Linked DNA regions of Homo sapiens: region 1 is linked to region 2. A link is an interaction called in ENCODE POLR2A ChIA-PET data of the cell type or tissue named here. Cell type or tissue: A673. All regions are shown on one strand. Each heading gives the region's core, and the rest is flanking DNA. Links, peaks and the distances in the headings are about the cores only. Region 1 holds the start of LOC124900749 (a long non-coding RNA gene). Region 2 overlaps GSTCD (glutathione S-transferase C-terminal domain containing).

Region 1 (15,892 bases), core at 2,942-10,941, 79 kb after region 2:
ACAATACCATTGTTTTCACACTGACTCTCTATGGCCCAATTCCCACAGGGCAGAAGCAAATGGGCCAGGTAACACCTGCCCTTTTGTTCCAGAGGGAGAAACTATATATTTTCCAAGGCTGTTTACTCTGTAAACGTGCTTGAAAAGATAATCTATAACAGAGGAAAATTCTTTTGTAAAAGGTCAGATAGTAAATATTTTAGGCTATGCTGGCCATAACAAATCTCCAAGTATTCCTCTCATTGTCCTTGACATTCTTATTGTTTTTGTTGTTGGTTTACAACTCTTTAAATATATAAAAACTTTCTTAATTCACAAGCCACACAAAAACTGGTCATAGGCTAGACTTGGCCTGTGGGCCAAACCTTGCTGACCATTGGTCTGGAACAAAGACAGTCAGTGTCTCTGCTTGTAAAACATGAAGAAACACAAGAGACCCACAGAGAATTGTCTTCCAAAAGTAGTCAGAACATACATAGTTTTTAGTCACCAATCTGATCAAAACAGTTTCTAGCTTCCTAAACATCACCACTATCCAATTAACTGGTCAATAGCATGATATAATACAATTTAAGAAATGATAATATTTGAGAAAAATATATAAATAATTCCATTAGAAGTTGACAAATTCATTTGGATTCTTAGTTAATGCCACTTTTTGCACAGACTCACTAAAAACATAGTCTCCTTTTATATACCAGCCCCTATATTTTAGGACTTTTACTTTCTCTTCCATCAAACAGTTGAAATATAGTGAGGTATAGTGACCTAAAAATGTTCATTGTTACCACATCAGCAGCTGTATCTCCTTCATTCCTGCTTTATAACTCAAATGCCCACTTCCAGCTCTGTCTCTTACCACCTTATGTGCTACTCACACCTTCCCCTCTTCCTACCAACCCCGCACCCTGTACAAATATGCACAGATATGGAAAGGGGAGAACTTTTAGTGTTCATGCTTTCAGCCAAAACCACAACATTGCTGGCCTTCACCTACTAGATTAAAAGTTTACATATTTTAGGAAACTGTATGATTTTGGAAGAAACATTAGGACCCAAGAAACTTTATTTGCATAACATTCAAAACATCTCACCTTTCTTTCACAAGGCTATGTCAATAAAGTAGAAAATAAATTGAGAAAACAGCCCAGGTGCAGTGGCTCACGCCTGTAAACCCAGCACTTTGGGAGGCCAAGGCAGGCAGATCACTTGAGAACAGAGTTCAAGACCAGCCTGACCAACATGGTGAAACCCTGTTTCTACTAAAAATACAAAAATTAGCTGGGTGTGGTGACACACACCTGTAATCTCAATTACTCAGGAGGCTGAAGCACGAGAATTGATTGAGATCAGGAGGCAGAGGTTGCAGTGAGCTGAGATTGTGCCATTGCATTCCCATTTCAGCCCGGGTGAGAGAGTGATACTCTGTCTCAAGAAAAGAGAGAGAGAGAGAGGAGAGAAGAAAGAGAGGAGAAGAAAAGAAAGGAAAAGGAAAGAAAAGAAAAAAGAACTTGGGAAAACAAAAACTAGACCCCTGTTTCTAATCCCTCCTTTGAGTGATGCTAGTTAAACCAAACAATGAAAGGATGTATGGAAAAAATCAAGGGTGGTGAAGAGATAGGCTGCCCATGGTCTCCTGGCTAGAAAAGAATGTAAAATTTCTACAGTAGGGACAGGGCACACAGAGTCTTTCAGAAAGCAGAAACTCCCCAGTACACCAGTCATAACCTTTATCTACTCTTTCTCCAACACCCCCAAAAGCTGCTTGGCCTTTTGAAGGCCTCAGAACTTTGTGCCAAAGTATCTTGAGACTCACTTTGGAAGTGTTTTTCTCTGCAGTTCAATTTAGACAGCAACCTTTACTGAGTACCTACCATGTGCCTTGCCCTTTCAGAACTTGATTTTGACCAAAGAGAACATACACACAAATAATTCCAATAAAATATGGTGAGACTTATCAGTACAAGAGAACTGAATCTTACCTGAGATTGCGATTGCCTTGACATTACCATTATATAAAATGAATCTTAATTTACAAACACCATGAGGACAAAGTGCACACTGTTTCTTCAAATCATGTAATTCTAAATTTTCCTTCTCTCCTTTCGTTGATGCCTGTTAGTTTGTGGGGAGTTAAAGTTATTCATTGAAACCATTTTATTAGTTTCTCACCCATTGTCATGAAATTTTATAGTGAGCATTAAAATGTTTTTTTTAAGCATACAAGTTTAGACAAAGATATCCCTTTTAAAAAACCAACATTGCCACAATCATTTCACTTATTAAAAATGGAGGCTTCAAATTTAATGTACAGAATACTAAAGGAACAAATGATGAATCTGAATTTAACCTGTTTGCTAAGCTGACAGGTGAGATTATGTACACACTTAGAAACAACAGCTGTTCTGAATGAACAGTTGTCGTGGGATCATTGCTTCATTTCAACTCTGCCTAATCACTCACTTTTGGCTACATGCAGATTTAAGAGTACTGTGCAAAATCATCAACTCTGCTTTTAAAGCCTTCTTTTCTTTTTCATTAATGCACTCTTTTCTAAGACTGTTAAGCAGAAGTAATAATCAGGTCCTTACCTCAGGCCGTCTTTACAGTTTGTCTTAAGGCAGAAAGGGATACACTTCCTGCAGCCTTTTGGAGTGAGAGAAAGAAATCAAGCTTCTTTCCTCTAAAAGGACTAAGTGAAGGGAAGAGTCAGGAAAAGCCAAGAACTAGCTACCACCCTGCTGGATATCCCAGAAAACTACAGAAGCCACACAGTGATCTGCATTGCTTCCTTTTCCTCTGATAGAATGAAAAGCCACTTAGCAGGCCAGGCACGGTACCTCATGCCTGTAATCCCAGCACTTTGGGAGGCAGAGGCGGGCAGATCACAAGGTCAGGAGTTCGAAACCAGCCTGGCCAACATGGTGAAACCCTGTCTCTACTAAAAAAAATAAATAAATACAAAAATTAGCCAGCATGGTGGCGTGCGCCTGTAGTGCCAGCTACTCAGGAGGCTAGGGCAGGAGTATTGCTTGAACCCAGGAGGCGGAGGTTGCAGTGAGCCGAGATTGTGCCACTGCACTGGAGCCTGGACAACAGAGCAAAACTCCGTCTCAAAAAAAAAAAAGAAAGAAAAGAAAACCCACTTAGCAAGACTGCCTAGAACCACATTCCAGAGTTTCAAATACATTTTATAAAAGAAAAATATAAGTGAATTTTTGGTCTTTTAATTTAACACATAATAGCAAAATGTAACCATATTTTTATATTTCAGCTAAAAGCAACTGGGCAAAATGACCCCGAGGATTTTCTGTGCATCTATTCTTAAGAGCTACATCTGGGCCAGCTGGGCATGGTGGCTCATACCTGTTAATCACAGGACTTTGGAAGGCTGAGGTGGGCAGATCACCTAAGGCCAGGAGTCCGAGACCAGCCTGGCCAACATGGTGAAACCCCGTTTCTATTGAAAAAAAAATACAAAAAATACAAAAAATTAGCCAGATGTGGTGGCATGTGCCTGTAGTCCCAACTACACGGAGGCTGAGGCATGAGAATCACTGGGAGTCTGGGAGACGAAGGTTGCAGTGAGCCAAGATTGCGCCACTGCACTCCAGCCTGGGCGACGGCGAGACTGTCTCAAAACAAAACAAAAAAATACAGTGTACTTGAAGGGAAGAAATTATTAAGTACCATCTTCTGAAAGTTTACTTTTTTCAAAAATACTATTTGTGCAGTACTTTATTCAGTTAAACAATGTTGAACTCCAGAAAAATGAGGTAGTTTTTTTGGTGGTTGTTTTTATAACTTTGAAGCAGAAGATAAAAATAAACCCACATTCTATTGCTTTTTCTTTTAGGAACACATGATTCTGTGCAGATTTGCAGACCAGACAGCTGTCCAGCTCCCACCCCAACGAAGGCTCATAGGTATGTGTTTTCACAGAGCAGCTGTTGAGTGTATTATGCACAATATGACTGGGAATGATTGGACCAAGTCTATATGGGAAAAATTTAGCAACATGAAGTCTATTTTTCAATGAGAAACTAAATATGTTCTTCCCAAAAAAACTTAATTCATATTGAAAAGGGTATTGTAACTATAACATTTTATCCTATTTTGGTTAACTTTAATACTTTTAAATGTATTTTGAATGTTTGTACATTGAGTAGAATTCTTACATTAAATCTCTTACTGTTATGAACAAACTGCAAGATCTATCAAAAGCCATAAAAGAAAATAATAAAGATTAAAAAGTCAACTATATATACCAAAATTGATGCATTATAAAATGTATACACAGGGATGATAATGTTTTCTTTCTCAGGAAAAAGGATACTTGTGTATTATTTATCATAGATGAATTTGTTTGACAATATTAAATATTACCTAAATTGGAAGACCACAGAAACATTTCAAGTTTAATAAGTAATTGATTTATTGAAGACATCACTTTAGAAAAAACAATCACATTTAAAAGAATAATAGCAGTTAATAGTTATACATTTAAGCACTGAGCTAAATGCTCTTGACTGTTATCTTGGTAAATTCTTACAAATATACATATGGGGTAGGTACTATTATTTACATTTTAATGATAAGAAAACTGAGACAAAAGCTTTCCTGGGGTCCCTCATCTGGTAGATGATGGAGCTATACTATGAACCCAACTTATTTGATTCTGGACATGAAGTTCTTGTCCACCTTAGTTACTGCTTCCCAGCATACTGGTGTCATATCAGGGTTTAAGATAAGTGGGTTCAGTCAAAACTAATCTTAAAATTATTCAGAGAAACCCAACATTGGACACCATTATATTTTTTCTCTAAATTTACAATGTAGCCCCTTTTCCTCCATGATATACTAGAAAACAGATTGTTGTTTCTTTGGCTGAGCACCAGATGAAGCTGTTAGCTTACATTCAGAGACCAAGTCGTATGAGAAATCCTTATCTTTAAACTCTAAAATCAAAGGCAGCATAGCAAGATGCTCACACTTGGAGACCTGAGACCTGAGACTCAAGGAGTAAGTGATTCCTTCTCTTTCTCACTCTCTGCAGCATAAACATTTGGAAAGAACTCATTCTCTCTTGCCTGCAACCTCTTTGTCTTTCAATGCCTTTCCTTCTTGCTCCTCCTTTTCCCATCTCCAACACTTTGAATTAATCAAATACACATTTGATGAGACTCCACTCACTAGACCCATGTCTTAGTCTGTTTTGCACTGCTATAACACAATACCATAGACTGGGTAATTCATAATGAACAAATTTTTATTTGGCTCACATTTCTGAAGGCTAGGAAGTCCAAGATCAAGGGGCTGGCATCTGGTGAGGGTCTTCTTCCTGCATCATAACATGATGAAAGGCATCACATGGCAAGAGAGAGAGCAAGAGAAGGCTGAACTTGTCCTTTTATAAGGAACCCACACTCTAGATAATGAACCCACTACCATGATAATGGTATTAATTCATTCACTCCACCCTCTTGGCCTAATGACCTCACATTAGGCCCCACTTCCTAACACTGTTGCATTGCAGATTCAGTTTCCAACACATGCTTTCTGGAGGACACATTCAAATGATAGCAATCCAATGAAGACATAATTAGTATGGTGGATGGATGGGTACATGGTAGATGTGTGTTTTAGGTATCAAACTAAAGGGGAGTATCTGGCAGGGAAGTTGCTAGAGTGGTGGGGGTGGGGGTGGGCATTTGGCAATGGGAAGAACGGGGGGAATCACATTGAGAGAAAGCTGTCACGTCTACATCTCTGCTTTACACAGGCCATTCCTCCCCAGGCCCACAAAGGTAGACTATCAGCAGCTAAATTTCAGTTGTAGAGACACTTCAACATGTGAAAACATGAAATTCTTCTACATAATGGAAAAGGAAAAATTAACTGGACTGGGATCAAAGCCAAGGGTAGATGAGCTCAATGTAAACCCTGGGTGGGTACTTAAGGAATGTAGAGCATCCCATTCTGACACAGAATGTTTCATTTTAAGCTAAAAAGTAGATGGGAGAAACATTTACAGATGTCTTAAAGGAAAGACAATATTTTAAGGGAAAAAAAAGAATGTCGGCCATAAGGCTGTTAATGAAGAAGGGATGATTTTGCCTAAATGGAATTCTGGACATCTCTTTTTATATCATTTCTAACCCAGTTTATTCTTTGTGGGATGGGCTCTTTTAAGGAAAATGTACAAAATAAACATTTTAAATGTGAGTCTCTCATTGCTAATTCTTACCTACTGATTTCACCTTCCACTGTTTTTTTCTGTGAGGATTCTGTTGTTCATAGAACTTTTCTATTTTGGTGATCTGTCTTCATTTCTGAAGTTGTTTTAGTTTATCAGTTTCCACTGTCATTCAATGTTTAGCCATTATTATAATTGTTTAGGAAAAATATAATGAAGTTCTGCATAGTCAGTAATCTTTTTCCAGGGGGTTGAAGAAGCTTATATATTGAATTTAAAGCAATTGAAAGTATAAAAGTAAATCATGGCTTTGAATATATTCAGCCCCAAATCATTTTTCCCAAGCTACTTTTGAAGTTTGTGTTTGCCAAAGGAAAACAAATTAACTGCTTTTCTTGCCAGTCAGGTTTCCTTTTTTGTCTTCCAAAGATTGTAAATGAAATACAATACCACTATTTTGTAGAGGGACAGGAGCTCAGAAAATTAAGAGTATACTACACTCAACATTACATTTCCACCTGAAATAAAAGGCATGTAATTGAGAATTTTCTTAAATATTTTTCATTTCTCACTTCTTCATAGCCCTAAAAAACTTCAGCTGGAAAAGCTAATGTCTTTCAGACACCACTTAATCAGCATGTTATTTTAAATATTCTTAAAGACAAATTTTTTTTCCACATTACAGATAATCTAGTTTTATAGGGAAAGCAGAGAAAAGGTCTTTAAATGTATTTTTAACCAAAGTAGGAAATACAGTCTGAGGCTCTAATTTGAGATTTGCTTATAAATACATCTGAAAAGGTTAACATTCTTTAAATTATTAGCAGAGGCAAATATATGAAGTGCCATGTTTTTGTCACCATCATCTTTCCACATTGATCAAGAAGTAAATTGAAAGAAACTAAACAAGACTTAGGGGTACAAAGCATGCTCCATAGTACTTGCAGATTTTGTCACTATATAGATTCCCTTAAACAAACTGAAACTGTCCTGCTAGTGAAAGGGTGTCTCATGATACCATTTGACTGTGTTTCAGGAAAACAGTGCATGTGCTTGGTGGATCTGGATCGAGCAAGAGCTGCAGAAGAATGTGGATACTCCGTTCAAGTGATATCCATGGAGCCAGAGAGCTGCTCTCCCAAAAATAACATGATTGTGGGAGTCCCCATTTAAAATGAGATATTCACATTTGATATTTTGCCATCCGTCTTCACGTTGGATGCCCAGTGGCATTCAGGAGGTTCTTGGCATAACTAGGAAACAGCATTAGCCATCTTGAACCTATTGTGCTCAGGAAGGAAAGCAACAGGGAAATCTTGGAAGTAAAGGCTCCCTGCAAAGCATCACAAATGCTTTACAATGTGTGATTAAAGGACTGCTGGTTTTTATAGTGAGAATCCCCTGAAGTCTCAGCTGCCAAAAGAATAATACTAGTGGAGGTTCCATCACAGGAATAACAATTTCCTTCTCACTTCACAAGCTCCTCTGATCTTGCCAATGTGATGTTTAATTCAAAACAGCGCACTTACAGCCTTTATTTTATACTTATTTAGATATTCACATGGGAACTGAAAGTAGACTCAGTGGAGTTTTTTGTTTTTTATATTTTTAACAATTGTACTTTTTCTATCACTTTAAAAAAATCTAGTCAGGTAATTATAGTACAGTTATTTTTAAGCTGGGGTTAGTTGAACTTGTATAGCATTTAATATACTCCTTTTAAATATATTTCTGCCAGGCATGGTGGCTCATGCCTATAATCCCAGCACTTTGAGAGGCCAAGGTGGGAGGATCATTTGAGCCCAGGATATCGAGACCAGCCTGCACTACAAAAAAATCCAAAAAATGAGGTGGGAGGATCACTTGAGCCCAGGAAGTCAAGGCTGCAGTGAGCCTTGATAGCGCCACTGCACTCCTGCCTGGGAAAATGAGACCCAGACTCAAAATAAATCAATGAATGAATTAATAAACAAATAAATAAATAAATAAATTTCCCATAAATTACCAAATGAGATTGTCACTGGTTCAAATTATTAAATAATTGCCATAAATTTCCTATTACGGGAATGTGGAATTTGGACATACATTTTAACAATAAGTACATTGATTAATACATTTAAGTTTATAAGTAATTATTGAGGATCCAGTATTTTCAAGACCTTGGCCTAGTTTCTTTTCAATTCAAAGATGAGTTGCAAAAGACATAATGTTTTGCCTATGGAAGTAGATCATCTAGAAGAAAAAGATTAAAGAATTAGTTAAGCTTTTTTTTTTTTTTTTTTTTGAGACAGAGTTTCACTCTTGTTGCCCAGGCTGGAATTCAGTGGCTCGATCTTGGCTCACCACAACCTCTGCATTCTCCTGCCTCAGCCTCCCGAGTAGCTAGGATTATAGGCACCTGCCACCATGCCCGGCTAATTTTGTTTGTAATTTTAGTAGAGATGGGGTTTCTCCATGTTGGCCAGGCTGGTTTCGAACTCCTGACCTCAGGTGATCTACCCGCCTCAGCCTCCCAAAGTGCTGAAATTACAGGCGTGAGCCACCTCACCTGGCCATGTTCTTTATGGAATACTACAATGTGTTGTCACAGGATTTGTTATTCAGATGTCAATCATTTTTATTTATATATTTCTGGGTAAAACTTATTAGTGGTGTGAGGAGTGCAGAATATGGAAGCTTACCTAAATTCTTTTTCTGCCAGCCAACATTTTAAAAGACAAATGATGCATCCTTTCTCAATGCTGCTAATTCTTTAAATTTTACATGTCCCAATTTATTCCATTTGAGATTTATTTTAATGTTTTCAACCCCTGTGTAACATGTATCATGAGGAGAAAGCACTATCATTGATCATCACTATGGATTAAAATATAGGAATATTTTACAGGGCAGTATGGGTGGGGGTGGGAGACATATTGGAATCGTGTTTTCTGGGATAAAATTTTTAAAAAGAATTAATCATTAGCCCTGAGTATTTTAGTCATTTGTGCCTATAGAAAACAACATGCTCTTTTATTGTGGACTTTCTTCTTTTAAGTGAGGTTTAATTTATATACAATACAATAACAGATTTTTAAGTATTCATTTGAGATGTTTTGACAACTGTATATATACATGTAACCATCACTGGAATCAGATATAGAATATTCCCCTTAAATATTGTCAGGTAAACACATTGAGAATATTTTTTCCAGTCTGTGGCTTACCTACTTATTTTCATAATGAATGTTTTACTTGTGATGAAGATTTAACTTACCCTTTTACTTTAATGATTAATATTTTCTGTGTTCTTTCTAATAAATTTTACGAACTCTGAGGTTATAAGATTTCTCCTAAGATTTTTTTTGTAGAAACTTTATGATCCTAGCTTATTACATTTAGGTCTATGATCGATCTCAAATCAAACTCACATATAAAGGCAGGTAGGTTTTGAGGAATATATAGTTGTTTCAGCATCATTAAATAAAAATCCCTTCCTCTCTTCATTGAACTGCCTTGGCACCTCAGTTGAAAATCAGTTCATCTATATGTATGGTTCTATTTCTGAATTCTCTAGTCTTTTCCATTAATCTGTTTGTTTTGATTGCTGTAGCTTTATAGTAAATCTGGAAATCAGGTAGTTTGTCTCCCAATTTTATTTTTCATTCTCTAGATTATTTTGGCTGTCTGGATCCATTGTATCCCCAGATAAATCGTAGAATTGACTTATCAATTTCTTTTTAAAATTTTACCAAAAAAGCTTGCTGGGATTTTTGATATTGCCTGTTCTCTTTAGATCAATTTGAGGAAAATGAATGTCTTAACAAGATTGAATCTTATAATCTATGAAGATATCTTTGCATGTGTTTAGGTCTCCTTTAATTACTCAGAAACATTTTGTAATTTTCTGTGTAGAAGATTTGTTTTATTTATTATGATTTTATTTTTTTGATGTTATTACCCTGAGCTTTTTACATGATGTTCCCTGTATTTAGAATAACCTCCTTTTACCCCTCCCACTAGCTTAATGTCATTCATCCTTCTGCTCTGAGACTTGACCTCCCTGGAATTAGGTATCTGTTATAAAATGTCTACCATCCAGAGTAGTCTTCTCAGTCCTCCCGAGGTGACTCAAGGTACACCCCCCCACCACCACCACCAAAAACAAAAAGCCTATCTGATGAGTATGGAGAACAAAAATAGAATGGGGAGCCGGGCGTGGTAGCTCACGCCTGTAATCTCAGCACTTTGGGATGCCGAGGCAGGTGGATCACTTGAGGTCAGGAGTTTGAGACTAGCCTGACCAACGTGGTGAAACCCTGTCTCTACTAAAAATACAAAAATAAGCCTGGTGGTGGTTGCATATGCCTGTGATCCCAGCTACTAGGGAGGCTAAGGCAGAAGAATCGCTTGAGCCTGGGAGGCAGAGGTTGTGGTGAGCTGAGATCGTGCCACTGCACTCCAGTCTGGGTGACACAGTGAGACCCTGTCTCAAAAAAAGAAAAATAGAAAGGGGACCCCATTGCTCTCCCATGCTTGATCTTGGCATGGCATTCTCCAGCTGTGATGTCTGCGGCTAGTAAGAGATATGGGTATTGTGATTGCTCTTCGGGCATTATTTTTCTATGTAAATCCTTGCCAATGCTTCTTCCCAGCCAGGGCAAATGAAAAGAGTTGGATGCAGGGAGCAGGAAGATTGTTGCAATGATAAAAGCCCAACAAGTGACCTGATCTTACCCTCACCTTTGTCCATCAAATGCAAGGCTACTGCTCACTGATCTATCTCTCCGAAGGTTGTAATAATATTAGAAACCACAGCTCATCTTTCATTGACTTTTGAGCCTGACTCAGAAACAGGAGTATAATTATTAATGGCTAAACTACTTTATCTTATCTTGGGAGACAAATTTCAGTCATATTAGATATCAAAATATTTTCAGGGCACACATGCAAGATAATATGTAAATAACACCAATTAAACATTTAGTTTCATTCTATAGATTTTGGCTACAGGAGTTGCCCATTCCATGGTTCAAGAAAATTGCTATTAATAGAGCTTTCACATACTGAAACCTGTTTTTCTACTGACTTTCATAATGAAATTAGAGATGTTTCTGTAAAGTGATATAATGAAATTATAATAAAGTGATACATTTTTAAATTATAATTTGTTAAAAGAATACAAAAGTAGTTTGGAGTTTTTTAATACTTTTTTTTCTTTTTGAGACAGGGTCTCACTCTGTTACCCAGGTGAACACGGCTCACTGCAGCCTCCACCTCTCTGAGCTCAAGTGATCCTCCTACCTCAGCCTCCAGAGTAGCAGGGACTACAGGCACATGCCACCACATCCAGCTAATTTTTGTATTTTTTTGTAGAGATGATGTTTCATCATGTTGCCCAGGCTGGTTTCAAATACCTGGGCTCAACCAATCCGCCCACCTCAGCCTCTCAATGTGCTGGGATTACAGGTGTGAGTCACCGTAACTGGCCAAATACACATTTTTAATTACAAAGAAATACATATTTGTTGTAGAAAGGAAGATGTGGCTAAACAAAAAGAAGAAAATTCTTAAATTCACGGTGTTAATACTTTGTTGTATGCCTCCTAGACTTATTTTTTTTATAGACGCACACATTTGTTTTTATTCATTTTTCATTTTATAGAGATAGGGGTCTCACCATGTTGCCCACATTGGTCTTGAACTCCTGGGCTCAGGCAATCCTCCCACCTTGGCCTCCCAAAGTGCTAGGATTACAGGCATTAGCTACCTCACCTGGCCCACCCAGATTTATTTAACAAACATTCATACAGTACTTAATATTTGCTAGGCACTATTCTAAACCCTTTACAAATAACTCATTTAGTCTTTTAAGTCTTTTTTCCTCGTAGTGACCCTATGAGCTAGAGACCATTAGTAATCCTATTTTACAGGAACTGAGGCTAAGTTTACACAATAAATGCAGACCTGGATTTGAACTCAGCCAGTAATTGGTAGAACTAATATTCAAATTAAGGCTCTTTAGCCATCCTATCAGGATTGGCTGGGATAAACTATGATAACAAAATCTCTGTGTCTTTACCCAAGAAGGATGTATTTTTCATTCATACCACATATCTGTCCAAATTGCTATGACTACTTCACATTATCATCATACCATGACTTAGCCTGACTGGTTAGCCTCTACTGGGAACATAGCTGGTCTCCTGGCAAGGGAAAAATTGGCATGGCAAACTACCAGCTAGTTATTGAAGATTGAGCTCAGATGTGATACACATTACTTCCCTTATTTTGTTGGCTAAAGTGAGTTATATAGTGCCTCCTGATATTAATAGGGTGGGGATATATAGCTTTATATAATAATATAACATGCCACCCACAATGTAGTTGAAGAAAGAAAGGGAAGGAGAGGATGAGGGGAAAAGACAAAAGTAAAAGACCATCATATATTCCAGTTTGGAAATAGAGTTCTTACATGCCATTGACTTGGTGTAGGGCATTCTCTCTAATCCATCAAAGAGAAGGAAGGCATGTGCTATAGGCATTTCCGGCTATGGTTTTCCCCACCTTATCAGCAGAAGATATGTTCCAAGATCTCTAACAGATGCCTGAATCCTGGAATGGTACTGAACCCTATATATACTGTGTTTCAGTCTGACAACCAAGATGGCTACTAAGTTGGCATGGTTAGCTTATATAGTGTGGATACACTGGACAAAGGGGTGATTCAAGTCCTGGGCTGGATGGAATGGGACAGCACAAGATTTCATCACTCAGAAGCATGAAATTTAAAACTTATAAATTATTTATTTCTGGAATTTTCCAATTAATATTTTCAAACCACAGGTAACTGAAATGGTGGAAAGCGAAACCATGATTGAGAGGGAATTAACTATATTGTTTTGTGAACTTTCACACTTACCTTTAGAAGGTTGGAGAAACATTAAATGGTGTTTCAAATTTGCAAAGTCCATTTCTGACTCATATATTAAAGTATTTGACCTTTAGTACCAAATATTCCATTAAGAAGGTACAAGTTTACACTCCTGCGAGGAATATATGAGTGTTTATTTCCCTAAACCCTTCATCGATACAGGCATTATCAGATATCTCTTTAAATATTGGCCAATTTAGTGGGCAAAGAATGCTATCTTGTATAAAAGTATATGATTGCATACTTTTACATATGTTTTTGCACAATTTATAATCTGAGTTCTCTAGGCAATTATTAATTTATTTAATCAACACATTTATTGAACTTTGAGCCTAGGCATTGCATTTGTGTTTCTTACTCATTTTTTACCTGGTACTTTCATCTTTCACATAAATTAGTAAAAGTTTACGTGTTGATTAAAGACTTTTTATTACATTATCTTTTTCTGAGTTGGCCTTTATGGAAGAAGGTGTTGTTTTGTTTTAGTTTGCTATTGTAAAGTTTAAAATATATGTCACTTTCTTGTGGTTTCTCAGAAAAAAATCCCCCCCAATTAAAAAATATCTATATTTTTGAAATTCTAATTCTTTAATAGTTTTAGTTGTTACATTTAAATCTTTAAACTACCAATAATTTCTTCTGGTTGGTAGTTTGAGGTGGAAATCTAATATTCCTTTTGATGTTAGTTACTTTTCAAAATACCATTGTAAAAAAGCCAGATTTGTATCAGATTGATTTGAAGTGCCTTTATTATGTATTAAGTACACCAGGGACTTTCTTCACTTGCATTCTGTTCTTTTATTATTATTATTATTTTAATACTTTAAGTTCTAGGATACTTGTGCAGAACGTGCAGGTTACATAGGTATACATATGCCATGATGGTTTGCTGCACGTATCAACCTGTCATCTGCATTAGGTATTTTTCCTAATGCTATCCCTCCCCTCGCCCCCAACCGCTGAACAGGCCCTGGTGTATGATGTTGCCCTCCCATGTCCATGTGTTCTCATTGTTCAGCTTCCACTTATGAGTGAGAATATGCAGTGTTTGGTTTTCTGTTCCTGTGTTAGTTTGCTGAGAATGATGGTCTCCAGCTTCATCCATGTCCCTGTGAAGGACATGAACTCATTCTTTTTTATGGCTGCATAGTATTCCATGGTGTATATATGTCCAATTTCTTTATCCAGTCTATCATTGATGGACTTTTGGGTTGGTTCCAAGTCTTTGCTATTGTGAATAGTGCTGCAATAAACATATATGTGCATGTGTCTTTATGGCAGAATGATTTATAATCCTTTGGGTATATACCCAGTAATGGGATTGCTGGGTCAAATTGTATTTCTGGTTCTAGATCCTTGAGGAATTTGTGGTACACAATGGTTGAACTAATTTACAGTCCCAACAACAGTGTAAAAGTGTTCCTATTTCTCCATATCCTCTCCAGCGTCTGTTGTTTCCTGACATTTTAATGATCACCATTCTAACTGGCAAGAGATGGTATCTCATTGTGGTTTTGATTTGCATTTATCTAATGACCAGTGATGATGAGCTTTTTTTCCATATGTGTGTTGGCCACATAAATGTCTTCTTTTGAGAAGTGTCTGTTCATATTGTTTGCCCACTTTTTGATGAGGTTGTTTATTTTTTTCTTGTAAGTTTGTTTAAGTTCCTTGTAGATTGTGGCTATTAGCCGTTTGTCAGATGGATAGATTGCAAAAATTTTCTCCCATTCTATAGGTTGCCTGTTCACTCTGACGATAGTATCTTTTGCTGTACAGAAGCTCTTTAGTTTATTTAGATCCCATTTGTCAATTTTGGCTTTTGTTGCCATTGGTGTTGGTGTTTTAGTCATGAAGTCTTTGCCCATGCCTATGTCGTAAATGGTGTTGCCTAGGTTTTCTTCTAGGGTTTTTATGGTTTTAGGTCTTACATTTAAATCTTTAATCCATCTTGACTTAATTTTTGTATAAGGTGTAAGGAAGGGGTCCAGTTTCAGTTTTCTGTGTATGGCTAGCCAGTTTTCCCAACATTTATTAAATAGGGAATTATTTTCCCATTGCTTGCTTTTGTTAGGTTTGTCAAATATAAGATGGTTGTAGATGTGTGATGTTATGTCTGAGGCCTCTGTTCTGTTCCATTGGTCTATATATCTGTTTTGATACCAGTACCGTGCTGTTTTGGTTACTGTAGGCTTGTAGTATGCTTTGAAGTCAGGTAGCGTGATGCCTCCAGCTTTGTACTTTTTGCTTAGGATTGCCTTGGCTATATAGGCTCTTTTTTGATTCCATATGAAATTTAAAGTGGTTTTTTCTAATTCTGTGAAGAAAGTCAATGGTAACTTGACGTTGATAGCAATGAATCTATAAATTACTTTGGGCAGTATGGCCATTTTCACAATATTGATTCTTCGTATCCACGAGCATGGAATGTTTTTCCATTTGTTTGTGTCTTCTCTTATTTCCTTGAGCAGTGGTTTGTAGTTCTCCTTGAAGAGGTCCTTCACATCCCTTGTAAGTTGTATTCCTAGGTATTTTATTCTCTTAGTAGCAATTGTGAGTGGGTGTTCACTCATGATTTGGTTCTCTGTCCATTATTGGTGTATAGGAATGCTTGTGAATTTTGCACATTGATTTTGTATCCTACTACTTTGCTGAAGTTGCTTATCTGCTTAAGGAGTTTTGGGGCTGAGACGATGGGATTTTCTAAATATACAATGATATCATCTGCAAATAGAGACAATTTGACTTCCTCTCTTCCTATTTGAATACATTTCTTTCTCTTG
Region 2 (15,892 bases), core at 2,875-10,874:
GAGATTTAATGAATACTGAAATGAAATAATGAATGAATTGTAGGGAAAAATAGTATGGGAGGTAACTGGAGTTATAAACTATAATATTGAATGTGACCACCATGAGTCATCAAAGGAGGAAAATAATTTAAAATTTTTAATTATCCCTAAGATCTGATTTTTACAAATTTTTACCAAAATTAGAATATCTGTAAATATCCATGTGGACTTAAACAAAAAATTGACTTTTTTGATTAATATAATACAATGATACTCATTTTTTAATGGAATAGCTAGTGAAATACAATACAGTACCTTAGTTCCTCAAAGCCAATGTTTCAAGATAATTCAGTCTTATATAATTGTGACCTAAAGCAATAAAACATTGGTAGTTATTTCGCAGTCCTCTTTAGTAGGCTGGCTCACTGGATCTGAGAAACAGTGCAAAGACAGGAAACCTATGTGTTCTCTACCTTCGCAATGTTTAGAAGACCAGTCCAAAAAACTGTGTCTTATGCAGCTTAGTAATTTGGTCAGTTAATGACATGAACATTTGGCTAAGATTTGAGAAAAAAAAAATAGGCAAAAAAAAAAAAAAAAAAAGAGAGAATTCAAGTATAAAATACAGTGAATTCCAAGTTAGTAAGGGCTGCCTCAAGGACAAGAGAGAAAGCCCTCTAATATTAAACTGTGGGAGAATCTGCTTCAGCCGCAGGGTTTTTCTATTTGGAAGCCTGTGGGAGCAGGTAACTTCAATAATCTATATTGTTTTGGAATAGATGCCTTTTATAACTTTTCTTTTTAAGAAAACATGCTTAAAAGCATAATTTTTTTTCTCTTAATCCTCTCTTTTCTGAGACTTTGATCTTACCAGCTAGATTTTACCAACTGCATTGCATTTTAAAAATATAATTTATCTGTTTGTTAAGGGATTACTAAGTTGGAAAGACTGAGGCAGTAGATGCTGTGAAAGGCCAGAAAGGAGGGGGATTGATCCTTGGTTGGGAAATGGTCCAAGCAGGTCAACCAGGTCTTGAATTTGGCCTTGAATCAAAGTAAACCTTAGATTAAAAAGGAAGAAGAATGTAAAGTATCTTAGTGAGAGGGAGCAGCATAAATGAAAATGGACTAGAGAGAATTAATGTGGAAAGGGAATTTCAAGTGAATGTCAGAAAAATAGTTTATGAAGTAATGCCAGCTATTGATGGATTGGTATAGTTGAGAACAGCTCACTGAGAAGCTTTAATGTTAAAATCTATTTTTTTAAATAATTAAAGCCAAATTTTACAGTGTTTAAGTGGGAGGTGTTATGGGGCATTGTTTTCTTTTGATATCAAAACCATTTTCCATGATCTCAGAACTCCTGGACAAAGAACCTCTAATAATTTTGTATATCTCATTATCCTTTTTTAATTTTTTTTTTTTTTTTTTTTTTTTTGAGATGGAGTCTTGCTCTGTCACTCAGGCTGGAATGCAGTGGTGTAGTCTCGGCTCACTGGAACCCCAGCCTCCCGGGTTCAAGTAATTCTGCTGCTTCAGCCTCCCAAGTAGCTGGGATTATAGGAGCCCGCCACCATATCTGGCTAATTTTTGTATTTTTAGTAAATATGAAGTTTCACCATATTGGCCAGGCTGGTCTCGAACTCCTGACCTCAAGTGATCCAGCCGCCTCAGCCTCCCAAAGTGCCAGGATTATAGGCTTCAGCCACCACTCGGACTCAATATGCTTTTAAATGTAATTTTCTAAAAACAGCTTTTGGAGAGAACAGAGGCATCAATACTGTTACAGTCTATTAGTTATCTGGCCCTATGGACATTAGTAAGTAACATTCTAGAGTATGAGTGTCAGAGACCAGTGGTTTGTCTATTAAAATAGTAGAATTATCTTACTTGATAATTCTTGAGAAGGCTGTGACTCAGTTTACTAAATTTACTATATTTATTAAATATAAAGCAATGTTTGGCTCCTTGATTCTGCACACCTTTATTTGACTCTGCCTGTTTTCTTTCACATAAGGACTACAGCATTTTTTACTGACTCCTCCTTGACCATCATTTTTTTCATAATATAATAAAAACCTGGCATTTCCGTGAAGTTGACTTACTGGCTTGTATTGCTATTTACTTCTGGGATGTAGTAATATAGGGATATACTATGGAAAGAAACTTAACAAAAAACAGAGAAAATTATCTGTAGTTGTCAAGGGCTCATTAACCTTTCTGTGCCTTAAATCGAAGCCACATTTTTGTGTCTGTGTAGCTTGTCATCCTCAATAAAATCTGCTTGAATTTGAAAATTCTATTTCTAGAGCTGCTTTTTATTTGCTCATTACTGACATCCCTCATTTACTCTTCTCAGGGAGGGACTGGATATTGGTGGGTCTCCCCACCTCAACTCTCCCGAAGGGAGAAAATTCCCTAGGTGTTTTGAGTGACACAGCAACACATTCTTTGGCTTTGTTGTCAAATTGGAAGTGTGTGAATCCTCAGTCCCTCAGGCCAGATTTCAAGTGTTTTCCCAAAGGAACTTCTCATATGGAAAATAGTCAGTCTTCCTTTGCATAATTTTTATACCTAATAAATGATTCAGATTGGGGCTGTCAGCCGTATGGTGGGCACCCTAACTGAAGGAGGCATATGAGTGGCAGATTATAATAATAGGTTATATATTTTGGTCATCAGCCTGAAATCCTAAATGAATATATTCTAACTCATTTAGTTTCTCCCCAAAGCTTTGTAAGGATATTCTTAGCATTTAATTATATCAAACAAAACTATAGTTTATTTGGAGTCAGTTATTTGTTCTGGGTTAATTAACACATCTGATTTAAAAGTGATAAACACTTAAAATAAATGGAAAATGATTCCTGGGTAGATAGGTCTAAGTGGATGCAGTTTTGTACCTGACCTGGTTCATGTGTCTGACCTATTACTACTTCAAGGAATGTAGTAGCAGGTGTTGATATTTTTCCAAACGGCAGATTGGTCATGTTTGGTGGGATATGCTTAGTGCAGTGTGAAATTGACATTTCAGAGCTCCAGGTTGCTATTTACAGTGACTGGTTTCTATTGATGAACTTTTTGCTTCTTTTATTTACAGACCCACATAAGCTTTTAAAAGTTGATTCTCAGTTTTAAATTGATTCATGCTTTTCTTTCAGATAAGGTAGTTTGAATTTCCCTGAATAGTTTTATTCTTGAGTATAATATCTTTTGGGGGATGGTGTTCATTTCACTCTTTCCTACATGTTTCTGAATAAAATAAATTTAGATTTTGAAAGGTCAGTTAGTCCAGCTGCTTTCAATTTGAAGAGACTTAATTCTCCCCAGACAAGCACAATGTATCTCACTTAAAAAATATATTTTAGAGATAAGTAGCTTAAGAATAACTGTACCTATTGAATACCTAGCATGATATCTCCCTCATTTACCTAATAAACAAGACACACATTAGGAACCAACATCAAAATGTTTTTGTACCATATGAAAGCTGTCACAGTTTCTCTTTTTATTGTAAATGGCTCATCAACTTGGAAATTTCACATAAGTAGATCAGAATTTAAGAGTGCAGAGGATATTAGTATCCTCCTAGAAATTTGTCTGTTATGAACCCCTTTATTATTTCATATTTCCACCATGAAAGATATCTCTATAAGGATGAAGCAAAGCAGAAATAAGTAAAAAGGCAAAGGAAATAACTATACTTAAGGATATGAGTTAAGCATTTTTCTTCTCAGCCTTTATATATGTCTGTCTTTAACATTTACAAAGTGTTTAGTGTGTGGAAAACATTATCTTAATATTGACTCCTAGAGCACACATTAACAACCCAATGATATATGAACTGCTGTCATCCCATTGCACAGGTAAAGAACTGAAGTATAGAGAAATTAGGTTATTTGCACAAGGTCCCACAACTAGTAAAACGCAGAGTTGATTTAAAAGCATAGCCTCTGGATCCAGACTGTCTTAACCACCATTTACACTATGCTGCCCTTATGTGTCCACAAGCAACAGTTTACATACCATTTTTTAATGTTTTACTATATCATGTATCTTATTTTAGTACCAAAGGAGTAATTATAAACATAACACAGTTATTCTGGTATTTTTAGAAATCTAAACTATTATGTCTGAGGTATACAGAGTTATGTTACATTAAAGTTTGGAATCAAATTTGTACTCTTTTGAGTTTTCTGAACACGTTTCTCTCATCAAACCATTCCAAGGTTTTTATATTGCTTTTACATTGAATCAAAAAATACATGTTTAGTAATAATTTGATTTTTCCCCAGAGGTAGTTGTAACCCATCAATTTGAAGGGTCACTTCTAAAGTCACCTTAGAATTATTATTGGTCACAAAAAAAAAAGTTTAGTTTCAGAATCATTGTTTGGATTTGTTTGTATTCTTTCTTATACATATTTCCTAACATTTCAGTAGTTAATCTTTTTCTTTAGCAGTGATAAAAATTAAAGAGGGGTGGCTATAATTAAAAAAATAGGACAGAAAGTCACATCAAAAGTTTAACAGTGTACCTCTAAATTACACGTATAATATCAACTGATCACCTAATAATGTATTTAGTTATATATATGCTTTATATTAGCAAAAAAGTGAACAAGTTTTATAGAAAAAATATTTATCAGAAATTAAATGATTTGTGATGTATTTTATGTTGTTATATATCCAACTCAGATATACTAAGAGTAGTCTTATATAAATGCTAATTTATACTACATCTCTCCAGTTGCCCATACTTATTTTAAACTCTGTAAGAATTTGTTCGTTTATGAGTGGCTGCAACAGATTTAGAGAAAGATGTGGGATAATTACTCCTCTCAGGCTGCCATAACAAAAGACCACAGACTGGGTGGTTTTAACAATAGAAATTAAGTTTTTCACATTTCTGGAAGCTAGAAGTCCATGATCAGGGTGCCAGCAGGGATGCTTTCTGGCGAGGCTTCTCTTGGCTTGCAGATGGCCACCATATTGCTGTGTCCTCACACAGCTTTTCCTCTGTGTGCACACACTCCTTATGTCTCTTTCTCTTATAAGGACACCAGTCCTGTCAAATTAAGGCCCCACACTTATGACCTCATGTAACCCTAATTACCTCCGTAAAGGTCCTGTCTTCAAATATAGTCATGTTGGAGGTTAGGCTTTTAACATAATTTTTGGGGGACACATTCAGTTCCTAACAATTAGCATCAGTGATTGTGGGTAATCTGCCAGGTTCTGCTGATCATATTCTTTTATTTTTTATGTTCAACAAACTAGCATTGTGCAACAAATAAAGACATTTTTCTTTAACTTACCTCACTTAGAGAAAACTTCGAGGTGTTTTGTATTCACTTTATATCTTTAAGTTTAGGCAAAGTACTAGTATGATGGCTTTCAAAATTTTTTTTACCTTGATCTGCATATAGATATAGATTTTTCATTACAACTCAATTCACATGCACCCACAATCACACATGCACATGTACTGTATAACAGAAAAAAGAGTTTATATTATGAATCTTACCCTCTTAAAAGCATTGCACCTTGGTATTTTTCTCATATTCTGTTCTCATTTATTTTTAAATTTAATAAATTTAATCCCATTAATTTAATTAATAATAGTCATGACCCACTAAATTGACTCATGAGTTAACACCAAAAATTTGAAAAACTGCTTGCTAGGTAAAACTCATTTGATCAGTATTGTCTCAAGGTAGCAATGTTGCTGTATGTGCATTCCTAATAACTCCCCTAGAATTTAACATTTAAACATATTTTTAGCACAGAGTTTTGCTGTTTGTTGTTGACCACTCTCAAGCACTCAATGACTGGAAGAAAACTCTCTAGAAAGTGTAACCCTTCATTTAGAGGTGCACCAGTTTCTTTCAAATCTTGAAACAGCGCAACTAAGAGATCTAGGAGATTGCTACATTGTTGAGGTTGGGCTCCTTGAAAGCCAATTTCCCATGAAAATCAGGTGCATATGCACAGTGATATAAGCTATTCAACAAGTATCTGAATGTATTTGTCATCAATGATCTTTGTCCCTGATATGGCCTGGCTCTGTGTCCCCACCCAAATCTCATCTTGAATTGTAATCCAAACTGTAATCCCCACATGTTGCGGGAGGGACCTTGTGGGAGGTGATTAGATCATGGGGCTGGTTCCCCCATGCTGTTCTCATGATAGTGAATGAGTTCTCATGAGATCTGATGGTTTTATAAGGGGCTTTCCCTGCTTCACTCTGCACTTGTCTCTCCTGCCACCATGTGAAGAAAGACGTGTTTGCTTCCCCTTCCGCCAGGATTGTAAGTTTCCTGAGGCCTCCCCAGCCATGCGGAACTGTGAGTCAATTAAACCTCTTTACTTTATAAATTACCCAGCCTTGGACAGTTCTTTGTAGCAGCGTGAGAACAGATTAATACAGTCCCTTTTACATTAATTGGAGATACTCTAGCATTCAGGGTCCTTTCAGAAAATAGGAACCATTCTAAATACTTCAAACAGGGATAATTTAATACGGGATATTAAATGATATAGGTGATGAAAGCTCTAGAAGCCAAACCAGGAATGGTGACTCATCCCAGAGAATGGTAACAGCAGGAAGCTGCTGGCTGGAGGCAGTGTTACTGAAACCCAGGAGCTGAGGTCATGTGGCAAAAGCTGGAACCACAGAGAGGACTGTCTAGATAAGCTTTAGTCACAAATGAGATGGAGCTGCTGCTGGAGACACTATGGGAAACAAAGAGAAGAGAGAAGAAAGAATGTGACTTCTCCCTTGCTCCTACCTTCCATCCTTTTACTAATAGCCTTCATTGGTCAAAACTACTGGAAGCCCAGAGACCAGGGGAAACAGAAAAATGTAGTTCCCCGCTATATAGAATAGAACCAGGGAGAGGCAGGGATTGGATCTAAGACCAACTAATCTAAGCAAATGATTGGCATAGATACTTAGAGTCATCTGGTTTTTTTTCTTATTTAATTAATTCTATTTTTGTCATAATACCCACGTAAAAATTCACCCTTGTAAATTACACTCATGTTCATAGATCATAGGATATGAGTTTTAGGCTTTTAGAATATGCCTTTCTCTCTCATGTTTTCATTGAATATATGTGCCTTAATTTATCTGTTTCCTTCTAATGGAACATTGAGGTTGCATTTGACATTTTGCTGTTATAAATTACTCTGACGTTGACTATATTCATGGAAAGATAGTTTCTCCTATACTGTTTTATTATTTTAAAAGTTATACTCAGAAGATGGATTAGTGTCCCAAAAGCATGAATAGGTTTTTGACTCTTTTTTTTTTTTTTTTTTTTTTTTTACCAGATTGCTTTTCTATAGCATTTTTCCAGTGTTCCAGTATATAAGTATGATAAGTTAGAAGAAAAGCTTTGGACAATTGAATTGCCAGAGTTTAACTGAGCAAAGAATGATTCATGAATTGAGTCGCCCCCAGAACAGAATATGTTGAGAGTGATTCCTGGCTGTCACATGGTCAGTTAAGCTTATGGATGGACAGAAAAAAGAAGGTGATGTGCAGAAAATGGAAGTGAGGAACAGAAACAGCTAGATTGGTTACAGCTGGGTGTTTGCTTTATTTGAATAGGGTTTGAACAGTTGACCGCATGTGATTGGCTGAAACTCGGATGCAATGATTGGCTGAGACTTGGCTACTTGTTATAAGAGTAAGTTACAGTCTATTTATACATCCAGTTAGGTTACAGTTCACTATGTATGGAGAAACCTTTAGGTCAAACATAAAATATGTAAGGAGTAAACTTAAGGTTAAACTTAATTTAAACAACCAATTTTACTGACTTTTATCTACATTAGAATCGTTTCATTAAAAAAATCTTGTTGCTTCATTTAGTTGGTGAGTTATGGTAACTGGTTTTCAATGGTTTTATTAGGTTTTATTAGGTTTTATTAGGATATTGAGTATATTTTTCACAAATTTATTGACAAGTGGCACATTTTCTTTTGTAAATAGCTTATTTACATTTTTGCATATTCTTCTAACAAGTTTGCTAAGACTGTGGATCTAAGAAGACAGAAAACCGTTTAACATGGACTCTCATATTGAAAAAAACAAAAACTATAAGCCTGTGTCTCTCCTTCAGCCCTGTAGCCTGGGTGGTGGACTAGAATGAACTATATTGAAAGATCCCTGAAGTCCATTTCCTAAACCAGCCTGACTGGTTCCCTTACAATTCACAATAATAGCTTCTTTTGTCTTTTTCTTCTCTGTGCCCTTAGAACTGGGGTTTGGGGTTAGGGAGGGTCAGTCTTTCAAAAAACAAGCACTTAATTTCTCGAAGTGTCATCTTGAGAAAATGATGTGTTTTTTTTCATGAAAGAATTCTAGTTTTTTGCCTTTTTCTTTTAACTTAAAAACATTTTGTTCCACAAATAAAAATATTTTGAGAAGAAATAGTGTAAAAAAAAAATTTTTTTTTTTTTTTGAGACGGAGTCTCTCCCTGTCTCCCAGGGTGGAGTGCAGTGGCGCGATCTCGGCTCACTGCAAGCTCCACCTGCCGGGTTCCCGCCATTCTCCTGCTCAGAGTAGCTGGGACTACAGGCGCCCACCACCACGCCCGGCTAATTTTTTTTGTATTTTTTAGTAGAGACGGGGTTTCACCATGTTGGCCAGGATGGTCTCGATCTCCTGACCTCGTGATCCGCCCGCCTCAGCCTCCCAAAGTGCTAGGCTTACAGGCGTAAGTCATCGCGCCCGGCCAATAATTTTTATATTCTTAAATCTGTGCCTATGTGTTTTTATACATAGTATGAATTACTGCTTTGTTGTTTTGAAAATTAGTTCTTAGCAGTCTATAGGTTTAAAAATTTTCCTTTAGAATTTGAAAGGACCTTAGAGATAATCAGGCCTATTGTTTTATTTTCTTACATATTCACTAACACAGGAGACTATCTTAGTTTTGTAAGAAAAATAAAACATCTTTTATATATTTGAGGTTTGCAACAATAAAAAGCTTAATTTAGCTCCTTTAAATGCTTTAATTTCCTTCCTTTGAAATCATTAGACTGCATACTTTAAGTTAAACTCACAATAATTATTTAATTAGCATTCAATATATATAATATAGTTGGGTAAAATATGCTGATTTTTACTTAAATGTTAACGTGGTTAATTTAAGATTTATTTCCTACTTCTAGCTGTCATAAGGTGTTATTTATGATTTATTCTTCCCTTGGGAAAATTATTCAGGATTTATATTATTCTCATATAATCTATTCTATAAAACAAGTATGGAACAAAAAATAAAAGTATGATTTTTATAGGATAGATTATGTGAAAATAATATAAGAATAAGAGATATAAGCTATTCAACAAGTGACATAAGCTATTCACTATTTTATAGAATATAGAATATATTATTCTCATATAAACCATTCAATAAAACAAGTATAGAACAAAGAATCAAAGTATGAAACTACATTTATTTTCTAAAATGTTTTAATTTAAATGAGAAAATTATTTTACATTTAGTAAAAACATACAAAAATTTATACTGACTAATAATCCACTTACAAATTTCATTAAATAATATTTTATTTTCAATCATTTCTATTTAATTAGAGAAAATAAGAAGTTATTTTTAAAAATATACTATACACGCGCGCACACACACACACACACACACACACACACACACACACACACCACTTTTCCTTTCCTGCCAAGAGGATAAAGCCATCATAAGGCTAGGTCTGCAGAGGGGCAGTCTTCATGAACCAGTGACAGTTTGCTGATAAAGGAAGCAGCTAGTAAACCATGGATAAAATTAACCTACCCATGGTAACCACATTTTATGGATCTACAGCTGGAAGATGTGGTTTATGATCAACTGAAGCTTCATCTTTTACTATTTCCCTGTCCTCCCCAGGTTTTTATTCCAAGTTTCTATTTTTAGATTATTGAATGTCTCATGATTTCCTTCCTCTGCACCTTTGCAATTGCTGTTTTCTCTTCCTAGAATCTCCAGAATTTGTATCAATTTTGCAAGCAAAATTTGTAATAATAGCTTTCCTGGCTGGTATAGTTTATAATAGATTATTTAATTTGTTTATTTGTTTTTTGGTATTCCACATTTTTTACCCCTGATTTTTTGTGTATATGTTACCTTTACAATCAGAATACAGATTTTATTTTATTTATTTTTGAGACAAGGCCTCACTCTGTCACCCAGGCTGGAATGCAATGGCACATTTATAGCTCACTGCAGCCTCAATCTCCTGGGCTGAAGTGATCCTCTCACCTCAGCCTCCTGAGTAGGTGGGACTACAGGCCCACCACCATGCCTGCCTAATTTTTAAAAAAATTTTGAATAGAGATACAATATTGTTACGTTTTGCAGGCTGGTCTCCCAATTCCTGAGTTTAAGCAATCCTCCCACCTCAGCCTCCCAAAATGCTAGGATTACAGGTGTGAACCACCACACCCGGCCCAGATTTTATTTGTTTGCTTATACACATCATCTATATCCTAACATGATTTGACAGATTGGCAGAAGAAAAAGCTTGCTTTGAAAGTCCGTTTTGACTTAACCACATAGCGGCAAACTGAATTAAATATGAAACTCAGATCTTAAAAGTTCAGCACGTTTATAGCTGCTCATTCTGTTTTATTTCTTATGTTTTTCTTTTACTTAGCGTTTAGACTGAGCGTCTTCTATTTTAGCATTTCCCCGCGTAGCACCTTTCTGAGAATTACTTGCTTAACAAAAATTAACTGTCTGTTCCTTATACTTTTTTTTTTTCCTTTTTTTTTTATTATTATACTTTAAGTTCTGGGATACATGTGCAGAACATGCAGGTTTGTTAAATAAGTATACATGTGCCATGGTGGTTTGCTGCACCCATCAATCCGTCACCTACATTAGGTATTTCTCCTAATGCTATCCCTCCTCTATTCCCCCAAACTCTAACAGGCCCTGGAGTATGATATTCCCCTCCCTGTGTCCATGTGTTCTCATTATTCAACTCCCACTTATGAGTGAGAATATGCAGTGTTTGGTTTTCTGTCCCTGTGTTAGTTTGCTGAGAATGATGGTTTCCAGCTTCATCCATGTCCCTGCAAAGGACATGAACTCATCCTTTTTTATGGCTGCATAGTATTCCATGGTGTATATGTGCCACATTTTCTTTATCCAGTCTATCATTGATGGCCATTTGGGTTGGTTCCAAGTCTGTGGTATTGTGAACAGTGCTGCAATAAACTATGTGTGTATGTGTCTTTACAGCAGAATGATTTATAATCCTAAGGGTATATACCCAATAATGGGATTGCTGGGTCAAATGGTATTTCTGGTTCTGTATCCTTGAGGAATCGCCACACTGTCTTCCACAATGGTTGAACTAATTTATACTCCCATCAATAGTGTAAAAGCATTCCTATTTCTCCATATCCTCTCCAGCACCTGTTGTTTCCTGACTTTTTAATGATCGCCATTCTAACTGCCATGAGATGGTATCTCATTGTGGTTTTGATTTGAATTTCTCTAACGAACAGTGATGATGAGTTTTTTTTCCATATGTTTGTTGGCCACATAAATGTCTTCTTTTGAGAACTGTCCGTGCATATACTTCGCCAACTTTTTGATGAGGTTTTTTTTTTCTTGCAAATTTGTTTAAGTTTCTTGTAGATTCTGGATATTAGCCCTTTAACAGATGGATAAATTGCAAAAATTTTCTCCCATTCTGTAGGTTGCCTATTCACTCTGATGATAGTTTCTTTTGCTGTGCAAAAGCTCTTTAGTTTAATTAAATCCCATTTGTCAGTTTTGGCTTTGGTTGCCATTGGTTTTGGTGTTTTAGTCATGAAGTCTTTGCCCATTCCTATGTCCTGAATGGTATTGCCTAGGTTTTCTTCTAGAGTTTTTATGGTTTTAGGTCTAACATTTAAGTCTTTAATCCATCTTAAGTTAATTATTGTATAAGGTGTAAGGAAGGGGTCCAGTTTCAGTTTTCAGCATATGGCTAGTCAGTTTTCCCAACACCATTTATTAAATAGGGAATCCTTTTCCCATTGCTTGTTTTTGTCAGGTTTGTCAAAGATCAGACGGTTGTAGATGTGTGATGTTACTTCTGAGGCCTCTGTTCTGTTCCATTCGTCTATATATCTGTTTTGGTACCAGTACCATACTGTTTTGGTTACTGTAGCCTTGTAGTATAGTCTGAAGTCAGGTAGCATGATGCCTCCAGATTTGTTCGTTTTGCTTAGGATTGTCTTGGCTATACAGGCTCTTTTTTGGTTCCATATGAACTTTAAAGTAGTTTTTTTCTAATTCTGTGAAGAAAGTCAATGGTAGCTTGATGTTGATAGCACTGAATCTATAAATTACTTTGGGCAGTATGGCCATTTTCACGATATTGATTCTTCCTATCCATGAGCATGGAATGTTTTTCCATTTGTTTGTGTCCTCTCTGATATCCTTGAGCAGTGGTTTGTAGTTCTTGAAAAGGTGCTTCACATCCATTGTAAGTTGTATTCCTAGGTATTTTATTCTCTTAGTAGCAATTGTGAATGGGAGTTCACTCATGATTTGGCTGTTTGTCCATTATTGGTGCATAGCAATGCTTGTGATTTTTGCACACTACTTTGTATACAACTTTGCTGAAGGTGCTTATCAGCTTAAGGAGTTTTGGGGCTAAGACAATGGGGTTTTCTAAATAAACAGTCATGTCATCTGCAAACAGAGATAATTTGACTTCCTCTCTTCCTATTTGAATAACCCTTTATTTCTTTCTCTTGCCTGATTGCCCTGACCAGAACTTCCAATATTATGTTGAATATGAGTGGTGAGAGAGGAGATCCTTGTGCCAGTTTTCAAAGGGAATGCTTCCAGCTTTTGCCTATTCAGTACTATATTGGCTGTGGGTTTGTCATAAATAGCTCTTATTGTTTTGATATGTGTTCCATCAGTACCTAATTTATTGAGTGTTTTTAGCATGAAGTGGTGTGGAATTTTATCGAGGGCCTTTTCTGCATCTATTGAGATAATCATGTGGTTTTTGTCATTGGTTCTGTTTATATGATGGATTACATTTATTGATTTGCATATGTTGAACCAGCTTTGCATCCCAGGGATGAAGCCAATTTGATCATGGTGGATAAGCTTTTTGATGTGCTACTGGATTTGGTTTGCCAGTATTTTATTGAGGATTTTTGCTTCAAAGTTCATCATGGATATTAGCCTGAAGTTTTCTTTTTTTGTTGTGTCTCTGCCAGGTTTTAGTATCAGGATGATGTTGGCCTCATAAAATGAGTTAGGGAGGAGTCCCTCTTTTTCTGTTGTTTGCAATAGTTTCAGAAGGAATAGTACCAGCTTCTCTTTGTACCTCTGGTAGAATTCGGCTGTGAATCTGTCTGGTCCTGGACTTTTTTTGGTTGGTAGGCTATTAATTACTGCCTCAATTTCAGAACTTGTTATTGGTCTATTCAGGGATTGGACTTCTTCCTGGTTTAGTCCTGGGAAGGTGTATGTGTCCAGGAATTTATCCATTTCTTGTAGATTTTCTAGTTTATTTGTATAGAGGTGTTCATAGTATTCTTTTATGGTAGTTTGTATTTCTGTGGGATAGTGGTGATATCCCCTTTATCATTTTTTATCATGTCTGTTTGATTCTTCTCACTTTTCTTCTTTATTAGTCTGGCTAGCTGTCTATCTATTTTGTTAATCTTTTCAAAAATCCAGCTCCTGGATTCATTGATTTTTTTTGAAGGGTTTTTCATGTCTCTGTCTCCCTCAGTTCTGCTTTGATCTTAGTTATTTCTTGTCTTCTACCAGCTTCTGAATTTGTTTGCTCTTGCTTCTCTAGTTCTTTTAATTGTGATGTTAGGGTGTTGATTTTAGATCTTTCCTGCTTTCTCCTGTGGACATTTAGTGCTATAAATTTCCCTGTTAACACTGCTTTAGCTGTGTCCCAGAGATTCTGGTACATTGTGCCTTTTTTCTCATTGTTTTCAAAGAACTTATTTATTTCAGCCTTAATTTCGTTATTTACCCTGTAGTCACTCAGGAGCAGGTTGTTCAGTTTCCATGTAGTTGTGCAGTTTTGAGTGAGTTTCTTAATCCTGAGTTCTAATTTGATTGCACTGTGGTCTGCGAGACTGTTATGATTTCTGTTCTTTTGCATTTGCTGTGGAGTGTTTTACTTCCAATTATGTGGTCAGTTTTAGAATAAGTGTGATGTGGTGCTGAGAAGAATGTATATTCTGTTGATTTGGGGTGGAGAGTTCTGTAGATGTTTATTAGGTTCGCTTGGTCCAGAGCTGAGTTCAAATTTTGAATATCCTTGTTAATTTTCTGTCTCATTGGTCTGGCTAATATTGACAGTGGGGTGTTAAAGTCTCCCACTATTATTGTGTGGGAGTCTCAGTCTCTTTGTAGGTCTCTAAGAACTTGCTTTATGAATCTGGGGTGCTCCTGTATTGGGTGCATATATATTTAGGATAGTTAGCTCTTCTTATTGCATTGATCCCCTTACCATTATGTAATGCCCTTCTTTGTCTCTTTTGATCTTTGTTAGTTAAAGTCAGTTTTATCAGAGACTAGGATTGCAACCCCTGCTTTTTTGCTTTCCATTTGCTTGGTAAATATTCCTCCATCCCTTTATTTTGAGCCTATGTATGTCTTTGCACATGAGATGGCTCTCTTGAATAGAGCACACTGATGGGTCTTGACTGTATTCAATTTGCCAGTCTGTGTCTTTTAATTGGGGCATTTAGCCCATTTACATTAAGTTTAATATTGTTATGTGTGAATTTGAAACTGTCATTATGATGCAAGCCGGTTATTTTGCCCATTAGTTGATTCAATTTCTTCATAGTGTCGATAATCTTCACAATTTCGTATGTTTTTGCAGTTGCTGGTACTGGTTTTTCCTTTCCATATTTAGTGCTTCCTTCAGGAGCTCTTGTAAGGCAGGCCTGGTGGTGACAAAATCCCTCAGCATTTGCTTGTCTATAAAGGATTTTATTTCTCCTTTGCTTATGAAGCTTAGTTTGGCTGGATATGAAACTCTGGGTTGAAAATTCTTTTCTTTAAGAATGTTGAATATTGGTCCCCACTCTCTTCTGGCTTGTAGGTTTTCTTCAGAGAGATCCGCTGTTAGTCTGACGGGCTTCCCTTTGTGGGTAACCTGACCTTTCTCTCTGGCCGCCCTTAACATTTTTTCCTTCATTTCAACCTTGGTGAATCTGATGATTATGTGTCTTGGGGCTACTCTTCTTGAGGAGTACCTTTGTGGTGTTCTCTGTATTTCCTGAATTTGAAATTGGGCCTATCTTTCTAGACTGGTTGGGGTAGTTCTCCTGGATAATATCCCAAGGAGTGTTTTTCAACTAGGTTCCAGTCTCCCTGTCACTTTCAGGTACACCAATCAAACTTAGGTTTCGTCTTTTTACATAGTCCCATATTTCTTGGAGGCTTTGTTCATTCCTTTTCATTCTTTTTTCTCTAATCTTGTCTTCATGCTTTATTTCATTACATTGATCGTCAGTCTCTGATATCCTTTCTTCTTGATTGATTAGGCTATTGATACTTTTTTATGCGTCACAAAGTTCTTGTGCTGTGTTTTTCAGTTCCAGCAGGTCATTTATGTTCTTCTCTAAACTGGTTATTCTATTAGCAATTCCTCTAACCTTTTTTCAAGGTTCTTAGCTTCTTTGCATTGGGTTAGAACATGTTCTTTTAGCTTGAAGGCGTTTGCTATTGCCTTCTGAATCCTACTTCTGTCAATTCGCCAAACTCATTTTCCATCCAGTTTTGTTCCCTTGCTGGCGAGTTGTGATCCTTTGGGGGAGAAAAGGCATTCTGGATTTTGGAATTTATAGGCTTTTGGCACTGGTTTTTCATCATCTTCGTGGATTTATCTACCTTTG

The links. Peaks named below come from ENCODE experiments on the same cell type or tissue, not always from the same donor. Only the 100,000 strongest peaks of a DNase experiment are listed, where the experiment ranks them.
Region 1: POLR2A ChIA-PET joins it to region 2 with 5 read pairs; 3 of 35 experiments call an interaction of 5 or more read pairs at or near these places.

The regions. Positions count from the first base shown.
Region 1 is chr4:105,838,209-105,854,100 of GRCh38, forward strand. GSTCD (glutathione S-transferase C-terminal domain containing) reads left to right here. Exons shown (of 12, transcript NM_001370181.1): 11 at 3,857-3,926; 12 at 7,233-9,517. The coding sequence ends at 7,369. LOC124900749 (a long non-coding RNA gene) reads right to left here and starts at 3,412. Exons shown (of 2, transcript XR_007058216.1): 1 at 1-3,412. In A673, for the core only: no CTCF peak of the experiment used is centred there; a DNase peak (open chromatin) is centred at 7,553.
Region 2 is chr4:105,759,605-105,775,496 of GRCh38, forward strand. The region is part of intron 5 of GSTCD (glutathione S-transferase C-terminal domain containing); the gene reads left to right. Among named protein-coding and RNA genes, the nearest start is that of GSTCD, 59 kb to the left of the region's middle. In A673, for the core only: no CTCF peak of the experiment used is centred there; no DNase peak of the experiment used is centred there.